Linked DNA regions of Homo sapiens: region 1 is linked to region 2. Evidence: read pairs that join two places in POLR2A ChIA-PET (ENCODE). Cell type or tissue: IMR-90. All regions are shown on one strand. Links, peaks and the distances in the headings refer to the core of each region. The heading gives the core; the rest is flanking DNA. Region 1 has its middle 22 kb from the start of TIAM1. Region 2 has its middle 26 kb from the start of MIS18A.

Region 1 (5,222 bases), core at 1-5,000, 890 kb after region 2:
CAGTCTCATGTAGCTTCCTCATTATCATCCCTTTCTTTCTTTCTTTCTTTTTTTTTGAGATGGATTCTCGCTCTGTCACCCAGGCTGGAGTGCAGTGGCACAATCTCGGCTCACTGCAAGCTCCGCCTCCCGGGTTCACGCTGTTCTCCTGCCTCAGCCTCCCAAGAAGCTGAGACTACAGGCTCCCGCCACCACGGCCGGCTAATTTTCTGTGTTTTTAGTAGAGATGGGGTTTCACCATGTCTCTATCTCCCGACCTCGTGATCCGCCCGCCTCGGCCTCCCAAAGTGCTGGGATTACAGGCGTGAGCCACCACGCCCGACCTATCATCCCTTTCTTTCTTCTCTTTTCTCTTTACTTAAGAGTCCAAGTCCTTTGCTTTGTAAAGTATCTTACATTCTGAAGTTTGCTGATTGCATTATTATAGATTTGTTCAAAATTGACATGCTAATTTAATATCTTTAGTTTTATACTAAAGAGAGTCTAGACGCTTGTATTTTACCAGTTTTGCCATATTTCCCCCTGCTGCTACTCTATGTAGCTTATCATTATGAGCTGCTGTTTTACTGAGTTTTTCTCCCGTCCTTTTCTTCTTACAAATATAAGTATACTGGGGACGGTCAAATCTGAAGTCTTGTCAGCCTATGCCTGCCTTTTGGGATCTGTTCACGCATCTATTTGAAGCCTGTACGCTTTCTTGAAATGCTTTTTTCTGCCTTGTGATGTGAAAGTTTGGTCGCTATTTTTAGCTTTTTAGACTCCTGGCAGCAAATCCGAAGCCTACAGAATAATTTTGGATTGGGATATTTTGGATTTGAAGTCAACTGTGGCACTCTAATTAAAAATGTTATGCGTGTGGCTCAGCCAGCTCAAATGAATAATTTGTTGAGCTACAAACAGTAACAAATTGCAGAAATGATTCACCTGGAGTTTGAGAAAAGGTTATTAAGAAAGCGTAAAATAAATTATTATGGAATATTAAAGCCCTTTTAATATTATGGAATATTAAAGCCCTGAGGAGCCTTTTAAGAATGGGGCCTATGGAACAAAATAGGAAGTTGTTAATATGTCTTAAATAGTTTCCCTTAAAACCTTTGATGAAGTTAAAATAATTGGTAGACATCTTTTGTTAGGTTTGCCATCAAGTTGGTTAAAGTCTCTTTAATATCATATAAATAACTGAGTTTAAAATCAGAGAACATGTTTTAAAATGAATTCTTTGAAAGTGAAACTTGGTATGAAGTTTCCAGTTATACTGAGAGGCCTCTCATGAATATTCTAGAGTGGCTATTTTTGGGTTCAGCTCATTGATCCATTGAAACTGAGCATCAGATGTTGTTTTTTAGGTCTTCTTTTGTGGTCCATGAAGCAGTTTAGGGAAGATAAACACTCAGTAAAGTAATATTGATTACGTGATTCCAAGTTAGACGTCATTTGAAGTTAAAATATTATAATTTAGTGGCCCATGAGGATGTGGAAAATATAATACCAACACACAAGAACAAATAGGTAACGAATAGGAATGAGTCTGTCAAGGACTGTAATTGATAAAGGACAGAGTTACCCAAATGGCGAAGAAACGGAATGTTGCTGCTTTTGCTGATAAACAGGTCTCTTGGTTGTCTGCTCTTTGGTCTCAGATAGAATGCATGAGGCCTGTCAGAATTTCTGGATCCTCTTAAATGTGGCCTTTGGTAAGAAAAGAATAAAAACATTCTTGCCAAACTTATTAGGTAGGTAAGTTTGGGTTGAATACCAAGGTATTCAAGTTCAGTTGCTATGGAGACTTCTTCACAAAGAAAAAAAGAATCCAAATGCCATTTAAAATGGATAACTAGTGAATTTCAAAAATGTACAGAATGAGGTTATTTCGGCCTGTTGGTCTGGGTACTTCTAGTCCCATTCTGTTGACTGGGAAACTAAGTCTTGGTGCAAATCAAGCAAAGAGTTACTGACAGACCTACCTAGAGAAAGGCAATAGTGGCGTTCTTCCAGCTCTGTGTCCCCTTTGCTGTTCATAGGGCTTGCAACTGAAAGACTGCTGGGGCAGGTGGGGGTTGAGGATGAACCAGGTGAGTTGCTCTGTTTGTGCCCTTCTTCTCTTCTTCACTTCCTCCTTTCCTCTCTCCCTCCCTCCCTCCCTCCTTCCTTCTCTCCTTACTTCTTGCCTGCTTACCTGCCTGCCTGGCTTCCTGCCTGGGATTGCAATTATGTTTCTGGAGCTATTTTCTGGGACCCATCCAAATCTGAATACTCATGAGTCATTTCCTTACAGATTCTCCTGTGGTTCTTTGTATTCCCTTTGTATACAGATTTGACCCTGGCATACTTCTAGTCAAGATTTCCAGTAAAGTGTTAAAAAGAGGCTGGGCATGGTGACTCACGCCTATAATCCCAGCACTTTGGTAGGCTGAGGCGGGTGGATCACATGAGGTTAAGAGTTCAAGACCAGCCTGGCCAACATGGCGAAACCCCGTCTCCGTTAAAAATAGAAAAATTGGCCAGGCATGATGGCACATGCCTGTAATTCCCAGCTACTCGGGAGGTTGAGGCAGGAGAATCGCTTGAACCTGGGATGTGGAGGTTGCAGTGAGCCAAGATGGCACCACTGCACTCCAGCCTGGGTGACAGAGCAAGACTCTGTCTGAAAAAAGAAAGCCCCTGAGCATCCTCTTTTTAATAGTCTCTGCCTTCCTTGGAAACTTAAGTATTGCAAAGAAAGCCTGTAGGATATGGCTACATAGTGCTCACCATGAAGATGACATTGAGCTTTCTCCTGATGGATGGCCTGGAGGGAGAGATGGATGGGAAAGAAAAGGAACCAGGAGTGTGTTCATTGCCCATCAATTCCCAAACTGAGGAGCCAAAGGGTGACATGTTTTTCATTCTCTGCTAACGGATGGATATGTTTCTTTCCATTTGGGACATGCGTAAGTTAAGTAACATCTGTGTGGTCATGGCAAGAATAAGGTAACTGGTTTCCTGCCTTTTACAATGTGACAAACTAAGAGTTGCTTTTGGCAAAGGGTGAAATCCAGCTTCAAGGTTATGAGTACGGTTTACTTCCTATGACCTCTGTCAACCATCCCAAGGGCCAAGGGCATAGTATTCATGGCTGTGACATCAGATAGGGGATGCCTGGTATCAAGGTGGATTGCCTTTCAAGTCACACTTTTTTTTTTTTTTTTTTTTTTTTGAGACAGAGTCTTGCTCTGTCTCCAGGCTGGAGTGCAGTGGAGCTACCTCGGCTCACTGCAACCTCCACCTCCCGGGTTAAGTGATTCTCCTGCCTCAGCCTCCTGAGTAGCTGGGACTATAGGTGCAGCTAATTTTTGTATATTTTAGTACAGACGGGGTTTCACCATGTTGGCCAGGATGGTCTCAATCTCTTGACTTCGTGATCCACCTGCCTGAGCCTTCCAAAGTGCCGGGATTACAGGCATAAGCCTCCGTGCCCGGCCTTATGTCATACTTTGACAGTGAAATCTTGCAGTTGTTGGGGAATATGGTTTGATTCAGGGAATATCTCTCAAGCACCTGTTATGTTCCAGGTACTATGCCAAGTGCTGAAGATTTAGAAATATGTGACACAGGCTGGGCACAGTGGCTCACGCCTGTAATCCCGCACTTTGGGAGGCCGAGGCAGGTGGATCACGAGGTCAGGAGATCGAGACCATCCTGGCTAACATGGTGTGAAACCCCATCTCTACTAAAAAATACAAAAAATTAGCCAGGCGTGGTGGCGGGTGCCTGTAGTCCCAGCTACTTGGGAGGCTGAGGCAGGAGAATGGCGTGAACCCGGGAGGCAGAGCTTGCAGTGAGCCGAGATCATGCCCCTGCACTCCAGCCTGGGCGACAGAGCGAGACTCCCTCTCAAAAAAAAAAAAAAAAAAAGAAAGAAATAAGTGAGACACAGACCCTGCCAGCAGGTGCTTCCTATATCCCATTGGACAAGACGGAAACATCAGCACATCCATGGAGAATTATGCAATAAAGACAGAAGGAGAAGTATATACAGAGCACAGAATAGAAAATGTGCGTTGTGTTAGATCTCTTCCCAGGATCTGCTGGGGAGATCTTCTTTCCTGATCACTATCCTGAGTGACTGGCGTGTTTGGAGACTAGATCTGGGGTCGTTGAATTCTGGCCTGAGGGCCAAATTCCACTGATTCTTGTAAGATCCTTGAACTAAAAATGTCTTTTACATTTTTAAGCGGCTGGGGGGAAAAGAAGAATAATTGGTGTCATGTAAAAATCATGAAATTCAGATTTCAGCATTCATGAATAAAGTTTTATTGGAACAAAGTCATTTTCATTTACTTACTGTCTTTGGTTGCTTTTACATAACAAGGGCAGAGCTCAATAGAGAGTATATGGCTCGCAAAGATTGAAATATTTATCTGATTCTTTAAAGAAAAACTTTGCCCACTCTGGACTGTGCCATTACTCAACAATTATGGTGTGGTTGGCCTGTCCTCTGTCCTTCCTCCCCCATCAACACACACCCACTCAGCTGTAACTGCCACCATTCTTTACTCAGTCTGTCCATTCGTCCATCCATCCATCAATCAATCCATGCAGCCATCCATCCATCCACCCATCCATCCATCCGTCCATCCATGGTCCCTGGCCATCATGGTGTCAGCTGTTCCAAGATTTGTTAATAGAGAGTACAGAACTCTTATTAACAATTCCTATAGGTAGAGCTGCTCTTTCCTCTCCATCTGTGGCTGATGTCTCAGTGCTTTCTCAATTCTACCATCACATGCTCAAATATAACCTTCTCCACTCCCCCACACCCACTTCAGTTGCTGGGGGCTCATTCATTGGCTCCCTCTGCGGAGGCTTGAGTGTAAGTGAGGTATTCAGCAGAGGTCTTTGGAGGGTTTCTCATTTGATCACAATCTTAGTTTGAGAAATGGTGCCTCATTCATTAAGCTGTAAGAGAGCTCTCTACAAGCAATTTTATTTTTAAGTAGCCCTTTGGTTAACAAGTTTACTCCACCTGGGATGCTTTTTATTTTTGGTGGCCCACAGAAATCTGAAACAGTGCAGTGCTGGGGCCTCTAATCTGTCTTTAGGAACGGGGGATACTATGAAGCTCACCATGCAGTTACTTAAGAAAGCTATCGGCTAGTGCTATTGTGAATGTGTTTTTACCTTCCTGTAAAATGCTGAAATCACAGACTTTATTACTAGGATAATGAAGAAATGTATAAGTT
Region 2 (5,496 bases), core at 171-5,170:
AGTAAAGAGTAGAGTAATTCTCTTTAGGTTTGAGCAGCAATACACGAGGTTTCTGGGGAGAACAATCCCAACATAGTAGACATCAAAAAAATGTTTAATAATGAATCTTCTGTTTCCTGAAGAAATTCGCTAAAAGTAGACATCAGTAAGCTTGTGAAACACATTTATGGTTATCCTCAAAGAAGTCAACTGAGTTTACCATCCATAGCCAGTTAGGGATGAGATAAAATAGATGGAAATGGCTGAACTTTTACACTATTAAATGTACTTACCCCAGGCGTAAACACGTTTGTTCTTTTTTTTTTTTTTGGGACAGAGTCTCGCTCTGTCACCCAGGCTGGAGTGCGGTGGCACGTTCTTGGCTCTCTGCAAGCTCTGCGTCCCAGGTTTACTCCATTCTCCTGCCTCAACCTCCCGAGTAGCTAGCACTACAGGCGCACACCGCCACGCCTGGCTAATTTTTTCTGTATTTTTAGTAGAGATGGGGTTTCACCGTGTTAGCCAGGATGGTCTCGATCTACTGACCTCGTGATCCACCCTCCTCGGCCTCCCAAAGTGCTGGGATTACAGGCGTGAGCCACCGCGCCTGGCCAAGCACACATTTATTCTTTAACTAGATGGGTCTTCCTGCTGAAATAACTTTGAAACTTCAAAAAGTACCCAAGAATGCCAAGCGCGGTGGCTCACGCCCGTAATCCCAGGACTTTGGGAGGCCGAGGTGGGCAAATCACTTGAGGTCAGCAGTTCAAGACCAGCCTGGGCAACATGGGGAAACCGCATCTCTACTAAAAAAATACAAAAATTAGCCGGGCATTGTGGCACACACCTGTAATCCGAGCTACTCAGGACGCTGAGGCAGGAGAATCACTTGAACCCGGAAGGCGGAGGTTGCAGTGAGCCAAGATTACATCACCGCACTCTACCCTGAGCAATAGAGCAAGACTCCGTCTCAAGAAAAAAAAAAAGTACCCAAGAAATGTATTTTTACCGTAGAAAAATTAGAAGATTCTACAGAAAACTGAAATGAAGACAGTAAAAGTATCTACAATCCAAGTATCTCCATAAGTAACCACTATTAATATCTTAGGGTATATCCTTCCACATGATTTCCTATGCATTTTATTTATACATATAATTATAAAAAGGACAGCTTGCTGTGCATATTCTATATTACTATATTATGAATAGTTTGATATATCACCAAATATACTTTTGCAACTTTGTTTCAATGACTGCATAATATTTCACAATATTGAATAGTTCACTTAACCAAACTCTCGGCGTTATGTACTAGGCTGTTTCTAGACTTTTTTGTACTACAAACAATGTAGTTTTGAACATCTAGTGAAATCTTTGTGCCATATAATGAATGAATCTGGATTGTGTGAATTTGGTGGGAGAACTGAGGCTGTTAAATCTGGGCCCGGATTAAGATGTGGAATGAACATACAATGAGAATAAAAGAGGAGACGGATTCTAGGTCCGGCCCAGCATAGAACCCTAAGCATGTTACTTAACCTCCCTCTGGTTAGTTTTCTTATTTATAACAACATGACAAAAGTTAGACATAATTAATGAAATCTTGAACTGGTTTACTGAAAGGATTAGATATGGTAAAGGTGTGAAAAACCATTTAAAGTTATAAAGCAGTTTACTTTTTTTTTTTTTGAGACCGAGTTTCACTCTTCTTGTCCAGGCTGGAGTGCAATGACGCAATCTTGGCTCACTGCAACCTCCACCTCCCGGGTTCAAGTGATTCTCCTGCCTCAGCTTCCCAAGTAACTGGGATTACAGGTGCCTGCCACCACACCTGGCTAATTTCTTTTTGTATTTTTAGAGACAGGGTTGGCCAGGCTAGTCTTGAACTCCTGACCTCAGGTGATCCACCTGCCTCTGCCTCCCAAAGTGCTGGGATTACAGGCGTGAGCCACCACGCCTGGCCAAAGCAATTTACTTTTTCTGGGGTCGGGGGTTGGAGTCTCACTCTGTCGCCCAGGCTGGAGTGCAGTGGCATGATCTTGGCTCACTGCAACCTCCGCCTCCCAGGTTCAAGTGAGTCTCCTGCCTCAGCCTCCCAAGTAACTGGGACTACAGGCACACACCACCACACTCGGCTATTGTATTTTTAGTAGAGACAGGGTTTCACCATATTGGACAGGCTGGTCTCGAACTCCTGACCTTGTGATCCACCCACCTTGGTCTCCCAAAGTGCTGGAATTACAGGCGTGAGCCACCGCCCAGCCAGCAATTTACTTCTATAGGGATTTATGATTTTTTTTTCAAAATGCTGTTTAAAAAAAACTCTATTAAATCAACTAAAACTATTTCCAATTTTTTGACTTTCTCCAGGAATACAAATTTTTATGAACCAATTGAATGTTGAGTAATTTGGAAGCTGTGGTGCTTGAATGGGTGCTTTTGGGGAGAAGCTTCTAGGAGCGTTTTGGGCTAATCAGATAGCAGCCTGCCTTCTGAATTATGACAACCCAAAGGCAGAGGGAGCAAAGGCTTTGCAAAGGGTCCCACTTGGTGGAGGGGGAAGTAACCCTTGCTGTGTGATTGCAGTGGGGGCAGGTCGCTCACTCTCCCGCTCCCCTCCCTGGGGCTCCCATCAGCCAGGAGTCTGCTAAAGCCTGCTCTGAAAATGGAGTGATCTGGGCATGATGCTGTCCAGCCCCAGAGACAGAGGCCAGCTTGCTGTCAGAGATAAAAATGGCTGTTGAAAGTGGAGTCAGAACAAAAATATGTTAATAATGAATTCTGGGAATTTCAGCCACCCTTGGGAGCAGGCCTAATGGGGGGTGGGGGGAGGGCGATTAGGTAACATGAATGGAAAGCTTGCAGGCCAAATGAGCTCCAAAGGGACAATCCTCAGCTGGAAACTGCGCATGCCCGCTGTGTACCTGTCACTCACCAATAGGATGCAGAAGCATTGGGAGAAATGCCTCTGACCACACGCAAAGCGGCATAGAGCCTTCCTTCCCTCCCCTGCTCATCTGCAGGCCATCAGTGCACAACTCTGATGCTGGGGGTCGTGCGGGGGGGCACCATCTGCATGGTGTTCTATGGAGTGGCCCCCTAAAGCGCATCCCACCCTTCCGTCCTCGCCCAGGTGGAGAAGTCCCGAGCACAGCTCCCCTAAAGCACATCCCATCCCTCCATCCTTTCCTAGCTGGAGAGGTCCCAAGGGCAGCTCCTTCCTTAGTTCTCTAAGCCTAGGAGGGATCTGGGCATAGAGTAGATGCTCACTGTGCACTCACCAAATGGACGAGTGAGTAGCATCAGACCCCGAAGTGGGAGATCTCTGCACCACCTGTCTGCCAACGATGCAGAAATTTCACAGTCATTCTCTGGGATCCCTAAACAAAATCGTTTGTATTCTCACCCATGAAGGAAGAAATCTTGGGTTAGAAAAAAACAGATACATCTAAATTTATAAAGACAACACTTGAGTTTTCTGAAAGGCACATTGTAAAGCTGACATATATTTCTTTCCTGGTCAGGCCCCCAAACTTGAACTCAGTGTGGTAGGGGGTCAACTTAGTTAAGTGAGGGAGAAAGGAAGGGATACTTCTGACAGCGGGTATGCTGGAGCCTAGGGGATGAGAGTACACTCATTCTTCAGAAGCAGAGATGAATAAATACTACATTAAAAAATATATTTTTGCTTTGCTGTAGATATCTCCCTTGCAGTTATCCAATGCTGATCAAGTAAATGTACTAATACATACATGTCTTCTTCTTTTTCCTCCTCCTCTCCCCTTCCTCCTCCTCCTCTTCCTTCTTCTTCTTCTTTTCTTCTCCTTCTTTCTTCTCTCTTCCTCTCCCCTCCCTCCCTGCCTGCCTGCCTGCCTTCATTCATTCTTTCCTTCCTTCCTTCTTTCCTTACTCTTTCTTTTCCTCCTCCTCTTCTCTCTTCCTCCTCCTCCTCCTCCTCCTCCTCCTCCTCCTCCTCCTCCTTCTTCTTCTTCTTCTTCTTCTTCTTCTTCTTCTTCTCCTCCTCTTCCTTTTTTTGAGACAGGATCTCACTTTGTTGCCCAGACTGGAGTGCAGTGGTGTAATCTTAGTTCACTGCAGTGTCAAACTTGTGGGCTCAAGTGATCCTTTGGCCTCACCCTTCTGAGTAGCTGGGACTACAGGCACATGCCACTATGCCCAGATAATTTTTCATTTTCTTTTTGTAGAGACAGGGTCTTGCTATGTTGCCTAGGCTGGAAATTTTCTAAAACTATACTGATGAAAATCTGGAAGAAGAGGAGTGCTGCTTGTAAGATGGACTTTTAGTTGCTACTACAGTCCAAAGAGAGGACTGTAGCATCTGATCAATATGAGAGACAGAATTATATTATGGACCATAAACACAAGTGCATAAATGTTTCTGAGAGACATTACCCTGTGCTCTTAGACAGTCTCCCACCTTCGGTAATTAGAGCCTGGCAAAAGACATTAGTTTGGAGTAAATATCTAACTTTTTGGTTGCCTTCAAATATGAAGTTTGTATTTTTGTTTGGTGATTCATCTTTTCATTGTTGACAAATCATAGAGGGAGGGACATATTTTATTTGGGTTCATTCTCTTAAATGACAAGTTCAAGAAGAGATATGCACAAGTTCTCTTTGGGGGCTGACAGGGTTAAAGGTCACACCCCTATCTGAGCTTCCTAGACGCTGGCATGGGGTGCTTGGGTGGTGGGGGAGGGATACATGATAGTTTCTTAAGAGAAGGAGTGGTTAGCGATTTAAGGATTTGGGGTTAGCCAACCTGAAGAGGGAGAGTGTGGGAGAAAGGAAGAGATAATCAGAGATAGAGAGCTGGGAGGTGGGAGAGGGAAGGAGAGAGAGAAAAGGAAAGAGAGAGAGAGAGACTGGGTATTGAATTGGTACATTTAAGAGCCACAAAAATCCTCCCAAAATACTGTTTTCTCAAGGCTGCTTTCATGCAGGTGAGAGAAAGAATCACTGAGATTTTTGTGTTACCTGTTGTATTAGTCTGTTCACATGCTGCTATAAAGAACTGCCCAAGACTGGGTAAATTATAGAGGAAAAAGGTTTAATTGACTCGTAGTTCTTCAGGGCTGGGGAGGCCTCAGGAAACTTAGAATCATGGCAGAAGGGGAAGCAAACAGGTCCTTCTTCACATGGTGGCAGGAAGGAGAAGAATGAGAGCCAAGCAAAAGGGGAAGCCCATTATAAAACCATCAGATCTCATGAGAACTCACTCTATTATGAGAATAGCATGGAGGTAACCATCCCCATGATTCAATTGCCTCCCACTGGATCCCTTCCGCCACATGTAGGGATTATGGGAACTACAATTCAAGTGAGGTTTGGGTGGGGGCACAGCCAAACCATATCACCTGTTAAGAGACAGCCTTCAAGAAATCTGTTTAAAAGCCCTCCTTCCCCTCTGCCACATCCAGGGCTCACGATTCTATTGGGCTTTCTCATGCTGGGAAATAGGTGAGAGGAGGGATGGGTGCTGTCCAAGGGTTTTGCC

Evidence for each region. ChIA-PET counts read pairs that join two places held together with the same protein. Peaks named below come from ENCODE experiments on the same cell type or tissue, not always from the same donor. Only the 100,000 strongest peaks of a DNase experiment are listed, where the experiment ranks them.
Region 1: POLR2A ChIA-PET joins it to region 2 with 14 read pairs; 1 of 35 experiments calls an interaction of 5 or more read pairs at or near these places.

The regions. Positions count from the first base shown.
Region 1 is chr21:31,364,060-31,369,281 of GRCh38, reverse strand. It overlaps a transcript of TIAM1 not described here. Among named protein-coding and RNA genes, the nearest start is that of TIAM1, 22 kb to the right of the region's middle. RefSeq lists an enhancer at 1,654-2,853. In IMR-90, for the core only: no CTCF peak of the experiment used is centred there; a DNase peak (open chromatin) is centred at 2,301.
Region 2 is chr21:32,250,704-32,256,199 of GRCh38, reverse strand. It overlaps a transcript of MIS18A not described here. Among named protein-coding and RNA genes, the nearest start is that of MIS18A, 26 kb to the left of the region's middle. In IMR-90, for the core only: no CTCF peak of the experiment used is centred there; a DNase peak (open chromatin) is centred at 2,719; H3K27ac peaks cover 491 bases.